2 separate regions of the Mus musculus genome follow, and region 2 is linked to region 1. Evidence: chromatin loops called from intact Hi-C (ENCODE). Cell type or tissue: heart. All regions are shown on one strand.

Region 1 (8,000 bases):
CTGTTAAATGAGGTATTGTACAGGTTGATATATGCTAAGATTTTTTTTCTCACAAGGATTTTAAAATATCATAAGTAGCAAAAAAAAAATATCTTCTGAGTCAGTGACAGCATCCATTGGCTGACCATGGTCTTGAGCTCAGCCTTGGAACCAGGAGGGTCTCATTTTCTACCATCAACCTGTCCTAAGAAGAGAAAAGAGATACTGTCCACTCGGGCCTTTCCCAGCTGACAGATAACCTAGTTTTCAAGTATATAGCAGTGGTGGCAGGGATGGGGGTGCATAATGAATCCTTGCAGTCTCCTGTGTCTTCATGCTTTCCCTGAGCTTACACTTCTAATGGTGGTCCTCTAAAGCTCAGGACCCTTGAATGGTCACACCTACTGTGCTGACAATGAAGAGTTCCTCCCATCCACTGTCTGTGACATGATATTGCAACCAACCTCAGGCTCTACCGATGAATCCCTGTGTCTAGAGAGAGTATACAAATACACGACTGGATCCTCTGACTGTCATGTCCCCATCCATGAATCCCACCAGCTGTGCAGTGAAAATATTTGAAGAGGAACACAACTGTACGGAGTGTGCATATAACCGTACCGAGTGTGTACATACTTCTTTTTATTGTCTTGATTCCCTAAATAGCACAGAATAACAACTCCCTACACTGTTTACCTTGTCTTAGGGGCAATAAGTAATCCTAACAGGAAGGACTAATAGGTGGTTGAAGGATAATAGGTTTGACCTGTGAAAGCAATATACTTTTCATATAAGTGTTTGGAAAACCTGTGGGTATGTTAGGGATCCTGGAACTGATCCCTGGCAGATCCCAAACACAGAACAATGGCTTATTCAGATATTAATTAACTTTTAAATCATTAGCTAGTAAGAAAAAAACTTTTCTTAGCAGAAACATGCTACCCAAGTTTTAAATTTTTCTCTGAAAAATCTCAGGTGAGAACTAAAGAAGATACTTTTTATTTTAAATGCAAACAGAAATTGATGTCATTTGTGATGATAAATCTGGCTTTATTTTATTGTTTTATACTTTGCGTTGAAAAGGTATTTCAGCTTTGTGAAACCTACTGAATCATGTAACAGAAGGAATTTGCAGGTAGAAATGTTGACGATCATGGTGACTTATTTTTATGTGGCTTGTGTTAGGGAACAAGTAAAATGTCCCACTCCCAAAGGGAATCATGAGCTATGCTTGAGAGAAGAGGGGCCACATTTTGAGGAAAGCACAACTGTACTTCTGCCTGCCCTGTGGCACCGCCACTCTGAAAGTCAATGCTACCTTGCACCTTGCTGCCTGGGCTGGGGTAGCTGATTAGTGTGTCTGGCCTTGCCCCCTTCCTCATTGTCTGAGACTTCAGTGTACTGCTTGGCACACTCATCCCTCTGTTGTTTCTGACCTGTCCCCCCTCACCCCTACAGATGGTTTTTTGTTTCTCACCGGTTGGCCACACACTGCGAGTTAGAGCCCGGAAGTTCCCAGCCATAGTTAACTGCACAGCTATTGACTGGTTTCATGAATGGCCACAGGAGGCTCTGGTCTCAGTCAGCAGGAGGTTCATCGAAGAAATTGAGGGGATTGAGGTACGTTGCGTCAGCCTGAGGTAGGTACCCAGCGTGCACAAGTCTCAGTACACTATTGGCAGGAAGCTCGGTCAGCCACTTTCAGTTTCGCAATCTCTGTATCAAATATGTATCTCTTCTTTTATGTTGCTTTTCATTGTATCTGGGTTTTGTGCATTGTTGGGGGTGGGATTCTGGCCTTATGGGGTTATAAGTTATCTTTGTCACTTCTTGATGAGTTTGGTATCTCCAAATACGTTTTTAAATGTCTGTGTGAAAAAAGTAGGTTTGAAGAATAAAGAAAGCAACTGAATCAAGCCTTCCGATTTCCCAGTGGAGTTGAGGCCAGGATCCTTTCTGATTAGAGAGATTGTGTTAGAATGTGACTCCCAGAGAGCTTTGCCCTCACCTCCCATTGAGCAATAAGGTGGGAGTGCCTAGAATAGACCCAGAATTAGTGGAAGTGGCTCTCTCTAAGCCAAAATTGATTGGGGACACTTAAGTAATGTCGTAAGTTCTCACCCTCTCCCTTACTCCAGGAGCCATGATCACCCACATCCAAAGAAACATTATGGCACTTTGTTAAATAGCGTGTCCTCGGGTGGCCAGATGGTTAGAGTCTGGGTATGTTTATGAGATTGACGGTTACTATGCCGCTGTCTTTATTGCGTGGCATGTTATTTTTCCTTTGCGTCTCCTTAAAAAGGGCGTAACCCTATGGGTGTGTGTAGCTTGGGAGTGGTGAAAAGCATTCACTGCTGCATACAGGTTTTCTTTCTCCCCTAAACATGTCTATGAATCTGTTGATCACTGGACTGCAGGGGGAAGCAACATTTAACATGGCAAACACATCTGGGGTGGGAGCACATGCCTGCCTCCTCTCTCCTTCTCTCTTCCACAATCATGTGACAAGTACACGCACAAGGAAACAAGAAAAAAGAAAAGAAAAGAAACGAAAAGAAAAGAAAAGAAAAGAGAAAAGAGAAAAGAGAAAAGAGAAAAGAAAAGAAAAGAAAAGAAAAGAAAAGTCAAGTCTTCTGAAGTTGGGGGGGGGGTAGGAATTAGATCTGCACATCTAGAGAGCCATTAGTTATGATAAAAGTAGTGTTAAGTGTTACTCCCAGCCCCTAGGACAATCTTCAGGTTCTTTAATGTTGTTGAAATACTGGGGCATCATCTTATCTTCCAACAGCTGAGAAGAGAGGTTGGAAGTTCTGATTCTACAGGAATCAATGCCACATACTACTAGCAGATTTCTAGTTTCCTTGGTTCATTTTTATCAAACTTGGAACAAAAGAAGTGGGCTGGTTTCTGAATGGAGTTTTGATTCTCCTCGGTTGGTAGGAGATCCAAGCTAGCAGCTCCAGAGAAGCACACGCACAGCCTCACAGCCTGCCAGTCTTTGCTGTCCTGTGTCTGTGTCTGCTTTCTCCAGCGGAGCAGCATCTCAGCCTGGCCAGGACTATTGACACCTGCTGGATGAGGCGGGCTTTGCAGTCCCGAGGGCTGCACAAGGTGCTGTGGTCTATCTGACGGTGTCATGCCGCCTCCTATAGGATCCTGGGTGTCAAATAGGAATACTTTTCTTAGCACTTCAGCCTTCCCATCAAGCTGAATTCTGCCTGCTAACAATCAGCCAGATGATTTCCTTTCATTATAAGGTGCTGATTTAACCCTCCCACCTTCCTGATTTGTCACACGGGAAGCACTAATTATAATTCAGAGTACTGTGGGACCACATTCCCCTAAAACCATGTGGTATCTTTTCTGTAGAGGTCAGAAACAGCTTTTACATTTTTGAATGAGTGCTAATTTGATTGCTTTTTTAGTCTTAATTTCCATCAGCAAGACTGAAAGTTATCGGCATAATTTTGTCACTTCTTAATTATTGACCTCATTGGATGAGTGGAAGGTACTTATACAAACAAGGTGACCCCTTTTGGCCATAGACAAGCCATGTTATATATGTTGACATCAGTACATACTCAGGGCTGAGGCAGCCCACAGCCCTGACTGCATCTAACTGAATGGGTATGCTATTTTTTTTCCTGTTACCTGATACGGAACTAAATGACAGCTGACAAATAAAGGACATAAAAGCAGTCTGACACCTAAGTGTCAGTCACTGTGTTGCTCATCAGACACTCCTGTCAATATGCGCTGCCTCTTGCAGTGAGGTAGGAAGAGGCAATATAAGGCAGGAGGGAGGGAAAGTCTTGCATACCACTAGGAGTAGGGTTGAAGGTGCAGATGGAAGCAAGTTGGGGATGTGATGGTTAGTGCACAGGCTCCAGTTAGGAATGCATGGAGCAAAAAAGTAGATGGTATTGGGAACGTAAGAGAAAAACATTGGTTTTGGTTTCTTTAAGGCAAAGTGAGCCTTAGGCATTCTCGAAATCAGGGTCATATGAAAGGACATGTTTTAATGTAAATTTAAAATATGAGCTGACAGGGGAGGGGGAATTCTGTTGCAGGATTTGAGGACAGAAGCAGCCCATGTCACTTGGGCATGATATCTGACTGACAGAGGAAGGAAGGTCTGCCCTCCTGAAGTAATGACACTGCAGTGAGGGCTCAATGCCACGCCACTATTACAGTTAAATGTGGTGCTGCTGCCATGTCTGCATCCCCTACCTTAGAAGGTGTAGCACAGAATGGCAGGGGTGATCCACTCAAATAGAAGTTACCTTTCTGTCAGATTTAGACTTGATGCTTCTCCAGTGCCTACACATGTGTGTGACTACATGTATACACACACACACACACACACACACACACACACTCCTTGTGCCAAACAGGAGGGGCATTACATTTATTGCGTCAGTGATAACTATGCTATATTGATGATTTGGGCCACAATTCTTTCATTGAAATGTCAATTACAAGTGTTAACTTATAAAGTCCGAAGTTGACCATGCGGACAATACGATAACTTTTCAAGTAGAATCTTGGATCCTGTTGGTAGCCCTAATGATCTAGGTTTAGCTGTGCATACTCAACACAAAGAATAAAGACACACGGAATGTGGAAACAGAAAAGAGACTTTGTTTACATTGGTGAGAACATTAAAGAGAGAAATCCTGAGTCCAGCTTAAAGCTACTAGCATAAGGTTAGGTTTAAATAGACTGCATGTGCTTTACCTGATTAGAAAGTCCTGGTCCAAGTGTGGCCCTGCCCACCATGGCCCCTTCAGTGTCTCACTTGCCATGTGTCTTATAAGTTGTAGGAATACTCTCTTTCTGGTGGCTGTCACAGTATCTTCAGCCTTTCCCTACAGTATGATTCCAGGGCCAATTCTAATTCTTTGGGATCTGTTGTTTCATTAGTCTGATAGCTGAGGAGAGGTGTGTGCACGTCCTTTTAGAATATCTAGCTTCCTACACAGTAGTTACACTAAAGCCATTTTGAAGTACCAAGACAAAACCAAAGGAAGATCTTAGGGATCTGCCTAAACTTCATCCTAGCCTCAGCTTCTATCTTCAAATTGGTGGGAAAGCCCCATCACGGTTCACACCCTTCTCCATCATCATCTTTAGCTCTGTGTGTACGTCATTATATATGTAGTGCTCTGTGCCTATTAGGCAAATATAGAATACAGTTTTTTAAAGAATACTGTTTTCCCAACAGGGTTTTTTGTTTTTGTTTTTGTTTTTTCAGCTTTCTAAAGATTAGGAATCCTATCACCCATGAAAGCAGGGTCCGGTTCTTATAGCTGTTTGGGATCTGTGTGTATTGTTCAGCTAGAACCAGCTCTACATAAAAATTCATAGTTTTGTGGCTTTGGGGGATGTGTTAGCCTCACCAGCCACAATATCTCCTGCCTTATCTTCCCACAGGGAAGGGTTATCTGGGGCTGGGGAGATGACTTAATGGGTACCAAGCACTTGCCACACAAGTGTGTGTGTGTGTGTGTGTGTGTGTGTGTGTAGTTCTGATTCTAGCACCCACATGAATTCTGGGTGGGGATGGAAGCACTAGAGAGACAGAGAAAGGGGATTCCCAGAGGAAGCCGGCTACCTAAATGATCTGAATCAATGTGCTCTAGGTTCAACTGAAACAGTCTATAATAGGTAGAGAGTGATTAAGGTAGACCTCAACATCAACTTCTGGTACACACTTATGTGTGATGCAAAACACACACTGGATGGATAGGTGGGTGGGTGGAGGATGGATGAAGGATAAATGGATGGAGGATGGATGGATAGATGGATAGATGAGAAAATGGGCTTTCCTGAATTTCCTCTGGACTCTTCATTGCATTAATTCCAAGTCACTTCAATGTGTCCATGTTGTGGAGGAGTCTCCAGGAGCCACCTCTTCTGATAGTAGACCCTCACTTGCACTGGTTACCTCTCTGATCCCAGCCTCATGAGAAAGAAGGGCCCGTCCTTGCATAGGTGACAGATGGCAGCTGATGCTCAAGCCTGTGGATGGATCTCAGAGCCCAGGCTTTCCTTTACTGCATTTGTGCAGATATTTAGAAAGCCTGGAAAAAGAATTGATGCAATGAAACCACTTTTGTGGCAGGAGAAAGCAAGGAGAACACTTAATTCTTCAGACCTGGAAAATGTAACCTAAGTCCTAGGATTCAAACCTTGTTTCTGCTTCATCCGTCTTTATGTTGGGGTGACTGAACTCTGTGAGGGGCTTAAAGGTGCTCAAATGGAATACTGTTCCTCTGTTTTAGTGTTAAATTCTCTGTAACAAGCCTTCTTGCCCTGAATATCTAATTCAGTCTTTTACCAACCCACGAAAGAGTGAATTATAAATAATACATTTTATAACTTAGTATTTTGACATTTAAGTTCAACAAATGATTTCTGAGAAAACATTTCAAGACTCCCTACAAGGCTATGACATAATATCTGACAATATTGCCCTGGGTTTAGCAAAAACAAACAAAAGCAAGCAAAAAACAACAAACTCTTTCCTGTCTTCCGTTTTTCATTTGCCTTTCTCCAAAATCAAATTTCACTTTATAAACTGGTATAGTCTGCTTTGCTGCTCTTGGAAGGAAATAAAATACTTTTTAAAAAAATTCACAGGATTTTCATTTACCCTCTGCTGGCATTCACAACAAGGGCGCTGGGTGCTGGCTTGTAGAGTGGCCTCCTGAGTACTTGGTATGGCAGTGAAAGCCAGTGCTGCAGAACCATCCCACCAGGCACCATAGAGTTTATGTTTCCATGTTTACAGCAAGCTAACTGACGACTGGAAAAATAAACATTCCTTTCTTTATATAAGGAAAAACCCAGCCTTATCTGTGCATTGAATTTTGCAATAGAGACAGCATGGCTTCCCAAAGCGATCTTAGCAGGAAAGCCATGGATTAGGTGCCATTGCATAATGGCACTCGGCTTATTTTTATTTTTGCCTTCACCACTATTGGCTGCAAAAGGACTACAAAGTGTTGTCAACTGGTTCCCCTGAAGGGACAAATCTGGCAGAAAAGATGGTCCTGCCTGCGTCTCTGGAAGTGTGAACTACGGCGCTGGGTTGCTGCAGCCCTTAGCAGCCCCTCTCCGCCCCCCTCAGAAGAAAACTGGAGATAAATGAATGGCAGAATAAATAATTTATGCTAATGAAATTACTGCAATTAGTAGTTCTACAATGACCCTTTTAAAAGCCACAGCTGTTAATGTCAGGAAGTGCTGTCACTACTGACCTTATCATAAGAGAAAGTGACAAATTGAGAATGCAGGGAAGACCAGTCATCAAAGAGGTCTGTTCTGGAACGATTAGAGTTTTCTGAAAAACAGTGTGAATTACAACCAGCTGCTCCCTGGCTCCGTGAGACTCCCATGCTGAGCCATTTTGTTAAGCCCGATAACAATAGTTATTTTGCCCCACTGAGACAAGTTGTGTCGGGCCACTTCCAGCTCTCCCGGAAGCCACTCTTTCCATCAGAGATTTACAAATGAAACTGTTGTTAAAAGGAGCATTCAGGGCTGCTGAGGAGCCTCCTCATAAGGATCATGGTTGGGCAGAAGCCAGCTTTTCTTTTTTTTCTTTGTAAGGTTACACTTGGCTGAGGAGGTGTTTGTCTGTATCCCAGGAAGGTATGTGTGAAAGTTCTTGTCAAAGCAAGACAGGATGGGAGCAGACTTGTGCGTAGTTATATGGGAGCCAAGCTGTTTTGAAAATAAAGTCCTCAGGGAAATATGATGCCTGTGACATTTATAGACACTCATAAATTTTATTTTCTGAGTCCACTAATTGCTAATCCTCATGCATCTTGGGTCCCCTGGAATCTAAGACAATTCAAGTTTTGTATCCCCGAGTTTTGCTTTGAACACACATTCTTTCTGTGACTAGTGAGAGATTTTTAACCAGCCCAACGGTGCACTTATGTGAAGATTTTACCTACGTTTGGGGTCTGTCGTGAGGTTAGGGATCTGTGTGTTTAAGGACACCACAGAGG
Region 2 (8,000 bases), 860 kb before region 1:
GGACCCTCAGTCTATGTGTAAAAGGCTATGTGTTGTTCTTCCTGATTACCTGGTGGACAAGCATGGTCTGTTAATACCATCCTTGCTTCCTCAGATATGCTACATAAGGCAAGATGAACAGCCTGTAAGTAGCAAGGTCTTTATCTACCTCTTCCTTATTAGTACTGTGTATAAGCCACATAGAATTTTACTCATTTCTGGAGATATTCATAAACAGTAACTATCACAAGAGAGGAAGCTATCAGAAAATGAAATTAATAGCACAAATAAGCCACGGGCAAGTAACTGGTTACATAAACATAACGAATTGCTTTGGGAGACAGTGTCATGAATCAACAGATGGATACAGTATTGATTTCCTACAGCCATAGTTTCACAGAAGGAAAAAAAACAAAAACAAACAAATAAAAACCAAAACAAAACAAAACCAAAAAAAACCCTCTCCTGAGACAGAGAACTTTCATGTGTAATTGCTTGGTTACAATTTATGCAATACCTTGCAAGTGAGAGTTTTAAGGCTTCTATGAGCCCACCTTGAACAATTACAATGAGAGCGAACCAGCCAGAGGTGAGTGTAACATCACTGGGAGCAGAATGCACAGGACAAACCTTCACTGCAGAGTCGGAAGGATTGGATACATTTCAGATGCCTTCTATTAGCAACTTTAGTATCAGGCAGAGCGAAGTGGCTGACCAGCAGTCTCCAGCCATTTCTCTTCTAAACTAGGTAGGTGTGGTTTCTTAGTCAGTCAGGCTAATGAGTAACAATAGCGCAATGCATTGCAAATGAAGACACAGAAAACAGTAAAAAGAAAATTCAATTCCACAAGTTCACCCTCAGTCTATGTGTAAAAGGCTGTGTGTTGTTCTTTCTGATTATCTGGTGGACAAGCATGATCTGTTAATACCATTCTTGCTTCCTCAGATGTGCTTCATAAGGCAAGATGAACATTTCACATCCTAATTCTTTTTAAAACAGCACAGAATATTGTCCTTTCTAATTTTTTATCATATTTTTTCTAGTCATATGAAAGATATTCTAAGTAAAATATATCTTCCTGTTTGCTATAATCTTAATTAAGCAAGACAAAAATGCACATTTTTTTCCAATGTAAGACATACAGAAAGGGACAGAAAAGCAGAGAGAGAGAGAGACAGAGACAGACAGAGACAGAGACAGAGAGAGAGAAGCCCAACTTTTAAATATGTTTGTACTCTGACAAACTCAATTTTAAAAACAAATATAGCCTAAAAACTAATTCCGAAAATAAGGAGATACATAAATGAAATCATTAAATTATTTGTATTTTAGTCACTATAATAAGAAAAATAGTCATTTAAACATATAAAATTTGTATAAAGTACAGATTATAAATAGAATGCTGCTAAAATGCACATTTAATCATTTGAAGTAAGACTACTAACCATTAAGATTTTAATCTGGCTGTCCACACATGAAATAAAACATAGAACTAAACTATGTGTGTATATATATATATATATATATATATATATATATATATATATATATATATTATTTATTTTAGGCCATGGTGGAAAGGAAGCCACAGAAATTCTGTATACCACCTAAGATCCATAACCAATAGTTCACCTTTAAGTGAATTTTAAAATATCCATGGTTTCAGAGCATAAAATAACAAAAGAAGTCACAGCTCTAAGCATCATTTCTCGTCCACCAGGAATCTACCACCATCTTATTGTGAAAGTAGCTCCCTGCAAAGCGAGTAGAATTTTAAGAATGGAAAAACTTCACTCAATCTGACTTTCAGGGTATTCATACTAAAACACACAAGTAAACATGTCACTGGCAATACATCTCATTTAATAATTACATACTAAGTAAAGCATGTCATGTCTCCTACAAAGTGTATATAGCAGAATGTGTATAGCACGATGCTTGTTCTGAAAATATTTATTAAGTGGTTTAATTGCTCTCCAGTCATTAATACAACACTTAACTGTGATACTGCCTAAAATATGTTAATGCCAAGGACATGGGAATTGTAATATATGTGTGTACCTTCCCCAAACTTAACTCCCACCATTTTAAGTAAAATAGTTATTCTTTGGAAGAAATAACCAAACTGACTTTATTTCAAAGTATAAAAGTTAATAAATTGTAACCCAATACAGCTCACTCTAATTAAAGTTGAGACATTCCTAACATAATGCTACAAAGATTATTTTCCAACAGCGAAGAAGTTCACATGTTTAACTCAACCATCTTGTTAAAACACCACTAAATCAATGAATATATCTTTTAACTACATTTCCACCAGCCACAACGATCACTGTTGGCTGAAGTGAATAGAAAAGAACCAACTTAGGGAAGGGGTGGGAGTGGAGGAACTGAAGTAAGAAACAGGTATGCAAGAGAAATGAGTACTTATCAACGTAGGAACAAGAACACAGCTTCCTGAAGTGATGAGAAATCTGATGACAGGGTCCCTGGGTAATTAGGGTCATTAAACTGGGTGTAGAATTGGGCAGTACAAATCCTTTACTTTCAGCTGAATTAGACAATTACTTGAACTCTGAGAATGGGGAGACCATCTACTTTTTTTTTTTTCCTTCTGTTTCAGGGCTTAAAATGAACTGGCCAAAAACTTGAAAGCTGGAAGGATTGGTAACCCAAGGTGAAATATTGAATGTTTCCAACACTCGCACCGAGTTCAGGGTGAAGTGAGCATGATGTAAATCAATTCATTGTTTGAGCCCTTTCAAATGGGTTGCCAAGAGAGGAGAGAAAACTTGATAAGCAGGCTCCAGTTTCTATGTGTTGATTTAGAAATCCTGAAGCTTGTGGGAGCTCAATTCATCTAAGGGAAGAAACTTAAAGAAAGGAAGCCAAACAAGGAAAATGGTGTGGAATGCAGCACTGGGACAAATGGAGAACAAGGAATTTTCTTAATAATAATAAAATAATAATAATACAAAAAAAGCAAGAAAGCCTCCATTGTGCTTTAAGTGACAAATTTAGAATTCTTTTATTTTTAGGTTCAAGGTCTGATTTCCTTTTGATATTAAATACCCATGACGCATTTACAGAAAACTGTTGATGATTCTTATCAAGCTTGGCAGAAGATTAAATTAAATCTCAAAGATTTAGTCCTCTTTAGTTAAGTAGCATGGAACAGCAAAGGCATTTTTTTTTTCCTTTTAACCTTCTGTAGTGGAGAACCCATTTAAATTGTGTCGGTGCAGAACTGGGTGGCTTCAAAACACCAGTGATCAGATCACCTCTTAAGAGCTCAGTTGCTCCAAGCCTCATACTTTCGGCCATCAAGAGAAATGCACTAGTTCAATAAAAGTCAAGAGAGGACTAGACCTAAATCCTAGTGAGGGCAAATCTCAGGTGGCTCTTTGTCCTGGATATGTGTGCCTTTTCCCAGAATGCTGCCCCAGCTTTTGCCGGTGTCATATTTGTCACAGCTTTAAAAAACAAAATATCTTTAAAGTATTGATTGTTTCCTTTTTTAAAAATCACCAATAAAACTTGAATGTAAGGGAAAAAATAACCCTGCTTAGCAGAGGCAAGAAAGATAAAAGTAGAAATGTCCTAGATTATCTGCAGGGGGATTTGAAAGACACTTGTGGCTTACTTGAGAAGCTTCATTTAGCATTGAACATTCTGTTCCTGGTGACAGCGCAGTGGGAATTCCCACTCCAACAACCCATGAAATGTTACTGCATAATTATTCACCTTCTGAGGCCCATTAGAACTTATCAGCAGAGAAAGAAATTTAATTTAAACTCACCCCTCTGTGCCACAGAATAGCAGGGACATGAGATCAAAGCACAAAGCTCTGTCCTTCAGTGGTTTGCAACACCTAGGCACAATAGGGTGAGAGAACGATGCATTCCAGAGCTTCCTGGCTTTCCGGACCGGAGGGGGGTGGGAGTGGGCTTGCGTCACCAGCTGGTTTCAAGGAAGAGACTGGTGCTCTGAAGGGGGAGTTGTCAATTATGTTCTAAAGCTGCGGGTGGCCACATTACTTGTACCCGCCGCTGCAAATCACTTTGCTTTACTTGTGATGGGCACTCTACACACCAAATAAAGTGTATTTTATTTCTTTCCTTCCCCCGCTATAGGTAGGGAGTCGATGGAAATAAGAATTTTTAACTACAGAAGTAACTATGAGAGCCCTGTTTTGCACAAGTGTGCATCCCATAGTGCTTCTCTGTTATTGCTTAAGAAGAGTTTCCACAAAGCCTCAGTCTGAGGGTGCCTCATACCAATACAGAATGGTCCACAGGCGCCATTAATAATCTTCAAGTTTGACCCTTGGCCAATCTCAAGGGTAAAAAGTAGATCCAAGTTAACACAAACACCCACAGGTCTGTGTCTACAAAAGTCCATGATGGGAAAAGTTTTGCCAAATGCGGGCTCTTTTCCTCAGACAGTCTGCATGCTACAGGCACATTCTCCAAATGAGGTACTCTTCCCAAATGGTTGATCTTTCTCCTGGGTCTCTTAAAATATCACCAAGATTTGGTCTGGAGAAGATTGCTAGGGTGCCCTGGTATCAAATGGGCCAAAGAATAGAGTGGAGAGCAGAGAGAATGAAAGTAATAATAATAATAATAATAATAATAATAATAATAATAATAATAATAATAAAGAGGTGGGTTTTAGGTACAAGGCTTTAAGAAAGGTTTATTTCTGCTCACGGTACCATGAGTCTGTACCTTCCTACCAACTCTCTTTTCTGCTAGGTGGCTAAACTGATTCCTAAATCTAAAAACAAACAGGCAGACAAACACAAACAAACAAAAAACCTCCGCAAGCTTTCTCTGTCAGCCAGACTCAGTGGCAAGACGGCTTAGGGGAGAGGGATGCTGAGCCCAAGGTCAGGCTGGAGAGCAGCGGGCTCGGGACTCTGCAGCGCGGTCGCGGGGCACAGGGTGGCGCTCGCTGTCCGCGCAGAAGGTGCAGGCGACTGCCTAGCCTTTGTGTGCGCCGGGAGCCCAGAGAGTCCCAACACAATCGCCACGGACACCCCAGGCTTCCACCGCTACCCGGGAGCAGCCGGCGCCGGTGCAGCTTAGCAGCTGGAAGCTTTTCTGGGACGGCTGGGGATCTTCCCAAGGGCTGCCTGCATATAAAGAACGCCAAGCCGAACGGGATGGGTTGGGGTAATAGGGGCGGCAGCGGAGAATGGCTAGGAACTCTTCCCCGGCTTCCCTGGTTGTTTCCAGAGGACCGGGAAAACTTGAGGGGGGGCGGGGCGGAGAACTCAGCAGAGCAGGCTCACTTCCAGTGAGCCTTCAGTAGAACTTAAGGCCAGAGCAGTCAAATTGGGGAGTGGATTGCAAACAAGAACCCAACTAGAAGAGCTTTAAAAGATAAGGGACTGTTTTGTAGCGAACGCATTATGCCCCAATGCCCTCCCCAAGCCCTCCTCTGTTCCCAGGGTTCTAAGAGTCCGGACTTTGCTCAGGAATCAAAGCCAATGTAGAAACCTGCTTCTCTGCTGCCAAGAGACCCCACAGAAATTAAATTAAATTAAATTAAACACGCGTCCAGGGACTAAAATAAAATACTCTTTTCCTCCCACCAGCAGCAGCGAATCAACGTTCAGCTCCCAGGGAGAGACTACAAGGTGGCCGCGCGCTCTTCCCCAGGAACCAGGGGCTAGAGTCCAGGACACCCAGGGATTACTGGCTTTCCCTTGATCCGGAAGCAGGAAATAGGGGCACAAGCAAGCATCTTGGTTTTTTTAAGTAACAGCAACCATTGTACTGAGCAAAATGATTTGGAAGACAGCACTCGGAGAGGTGCCGAATGAATCTCAAGAGTACAGCATTGCTCTCTTACACATCTCCTCTCCAAAGTCTCCAAAATCCGTCGTAGAATTTTAAGGCTACTTTGGAAAAGAAGCGCGCGGAGGAGCAGGGTACCCGAACCTGTAGTTATTTTAGTAAAATTAAGGAATAAATAGAAATGCCAGCTTAGACACAAACATTAAAGGGGGTGGGGGGCAGAAAAAGTTAAAAACATACTTATTCAAAAATATTGGAATCAAATCAGTACCTCATTTATAAGAAAAACAAATGAGTAGAATTTATCTCTATCTACTTAGGCAGCCTGATGGTATTTAAATCTACACCTTTACCCTATACATGCATGCTTTAATTTACCAGTCACCTCCCCCCCCCCATCCTCTGATTTGTGAAGCAATCTTCCATAAGAAATAAAACATTTATTCTCAATAAAATTTTTCATTCAGTAACCTAACCAAAAAATTCACCGGGAGACAAAGTGTTGATCTCTCGATCTACCTAAGAAGCAGAACTCCTGCTCATTACTGCTTAAGTGCTTATTTGGAGGCTCCTTAGCTAAGGAGCCCAACTGAGAAGTTATGCAAAGACTAGAATTAACAGGGCAGTGGAGAGACAAACCTACCCAGGAACATTGTCCAGTGTCTCCCGCTGTGGGAGAGCAACTATCACATTGGTTTAAATTAGGTATCCTGCATAGCATATCTTAGCTGATAAGTCAGCCTTCACCAAATCAGTCCCATTCCTGAGTGAACAAGCTCTTCTAAAAAGAAAGGTGATAAAGAAGCCAGGAGAAAGCAAGCAGGGTAGGGAAGTGTTGAGGGAGGATCTAGGAAGGCTGGATAGCACCAACCCTTGGGGAGGGGGTGGGGGGTGGGCGCAGTGCCTTCCCAGTCTCCGGAGGATGGGCTGATACATGCAGGCCTGACCTCTGGGTCAACAGCTAGTTTGACTCTACCTTGATCTGCAAGCCCGGAAGCTTGTCCTTTGGTTCAAAGTGACAGCTACTCCAGCTTCATGGGAGTGAATTTCTAGCCATTATCAGACTACACAGAAAAGAATCCCTTTTGTGTGTCATCTTCCTTCCTTCCCAAAGAGACATGATGTTAGTCCCCAAAGGGGGATTCTACCCGCTCTGTACTAAACTAAGTTAAAAATACTGCTAACAGAAACAAACAACAAAATACTGCTGGAGCAAAACAAACTAAAGCCAAGCTAGACTGTGAGGGAAGCTAAAGGAAGAAAGTGAAAGTTGGAACACCTACGACACAAAAATAAGCCCTGCTTTCTGCATCTCCCAAAGAAATCATCTTCCAAACAGTATCCCTCCTTGGCACAACCCATCTCTCAAATCAAGTATTCATTCCTATAAATATGCCAAGCAGCTGTCCTCTTACCTGCCTCTACATTAACTGTAGAACTGGCCTCTCGGTATCCCCCAGCTGCTGCAAGTTTCAACAAAAAAGAAACACTTAAACTGTGTTCTGCATTATTCCTAGGGAAAAAAAGTAACAGAAACTGTTTTATTTTTCTTAGTAACCATTTTTTTAGAGCCACAGTATCCCAAAATAGCAAAGGTAACTTGTTTATCTATAACCATAAGGGCTTGAGGCCCCCATATGTGTATGAGTGAACATCCTGATAAAGGCTACTACTTGGGAACCAACTGTATTACATAACATATTGAACTATAAATCTCTGAATGCTTTTGCCCAGGCTTTATATAGTATTTATAACCCCTCTTATTTTTCATGTTTCTATGCATTATGATATTTTACATAAGTTTCAATGCAAAATTTTCAATTCAAGATGGATACCAAGACTGAACTGAGTGAGAACCATGCAAACAGAAAGAAAGAAGCTAAACTTATTAGAATCTCAACACACTAACTTTTTATTAAGTTTGATTCAAAATAATATTAATCTAATAGTGAAATAGTTTGATATAACATCAATCAACATTTAAAGTATACTATGTTTCAAAGTATGGCTCAAGGAACACCCATTGCTTAAATGCACTTAGACATAACAAGACAATGTTTTTTTATTGGCATCATTGACACCTTTGAACAATAGCCTCGTAGATAGATTAAGGTTTAACCTTTCTTTTCTTTGGTGGCTGTTTAGAGACTTTTAAAGAACAGATAACTCATTTCAACAGGAATCTACTGATATTTACCTCTGCAGAATGTTTAGCT

The links. Hi-C counts contacts between places; a loop is a spot of excess contacts. Peaks named below come from ENCODE experiments on the same cell type or tissue, not always from the same donor. Only the 100,000 strongest peaks of a DNase experiment are listed, where the experiment ranks them.
Region 2: it touches region 1 in a loop (13-fold over the local background); 29 of 42 quality-filtered maps call a loop at or near these places.

The regions. Positions count from the first base shown.
Region 1 is chr12:117,988,728-117,996,727 of GRCm38, reverse strand. It overlaps Dnah11 (dynein, axonemal, heavy chain 11), which reads left to right. Exons shown (of 82, transcript NM_010060.3): 55 at 1,438-1,599. Among named protein-coding and RNA genes, the nearest start is that of Cdca7l, 150 kb to the right of the region's middle. In heart, a CTCF peak has its summit at 3,085 (motif pointing left); a DNase peak (open chromatin) is centred at 3,067; H3K4me3 peaks cover 1,260 bases; H3K27me3 peaks cover 2,741 bases.
Region 2 is chr12:118,852,251-118,860,250 of GRCm38, reverse strand. It overlaps Sp8 (trans-acting transcription factor 8), which reads right to left. Exons shown (of 2, transcript NM_001379379.1): 2 at 7,673-8,000. Among named protein-coding and RNA genes, the nearest start is that of Sp8, 9.0 kb to the right of the region's middle. In heart, a CTCF peak has its summit at 4,921; no DNase peak of the experiment used is centred here; H3K4me3 peaks cover 1,221 bases; H3K27ac peaks cover 565 bases; H3K27me3 peaks cover 2,179 bases.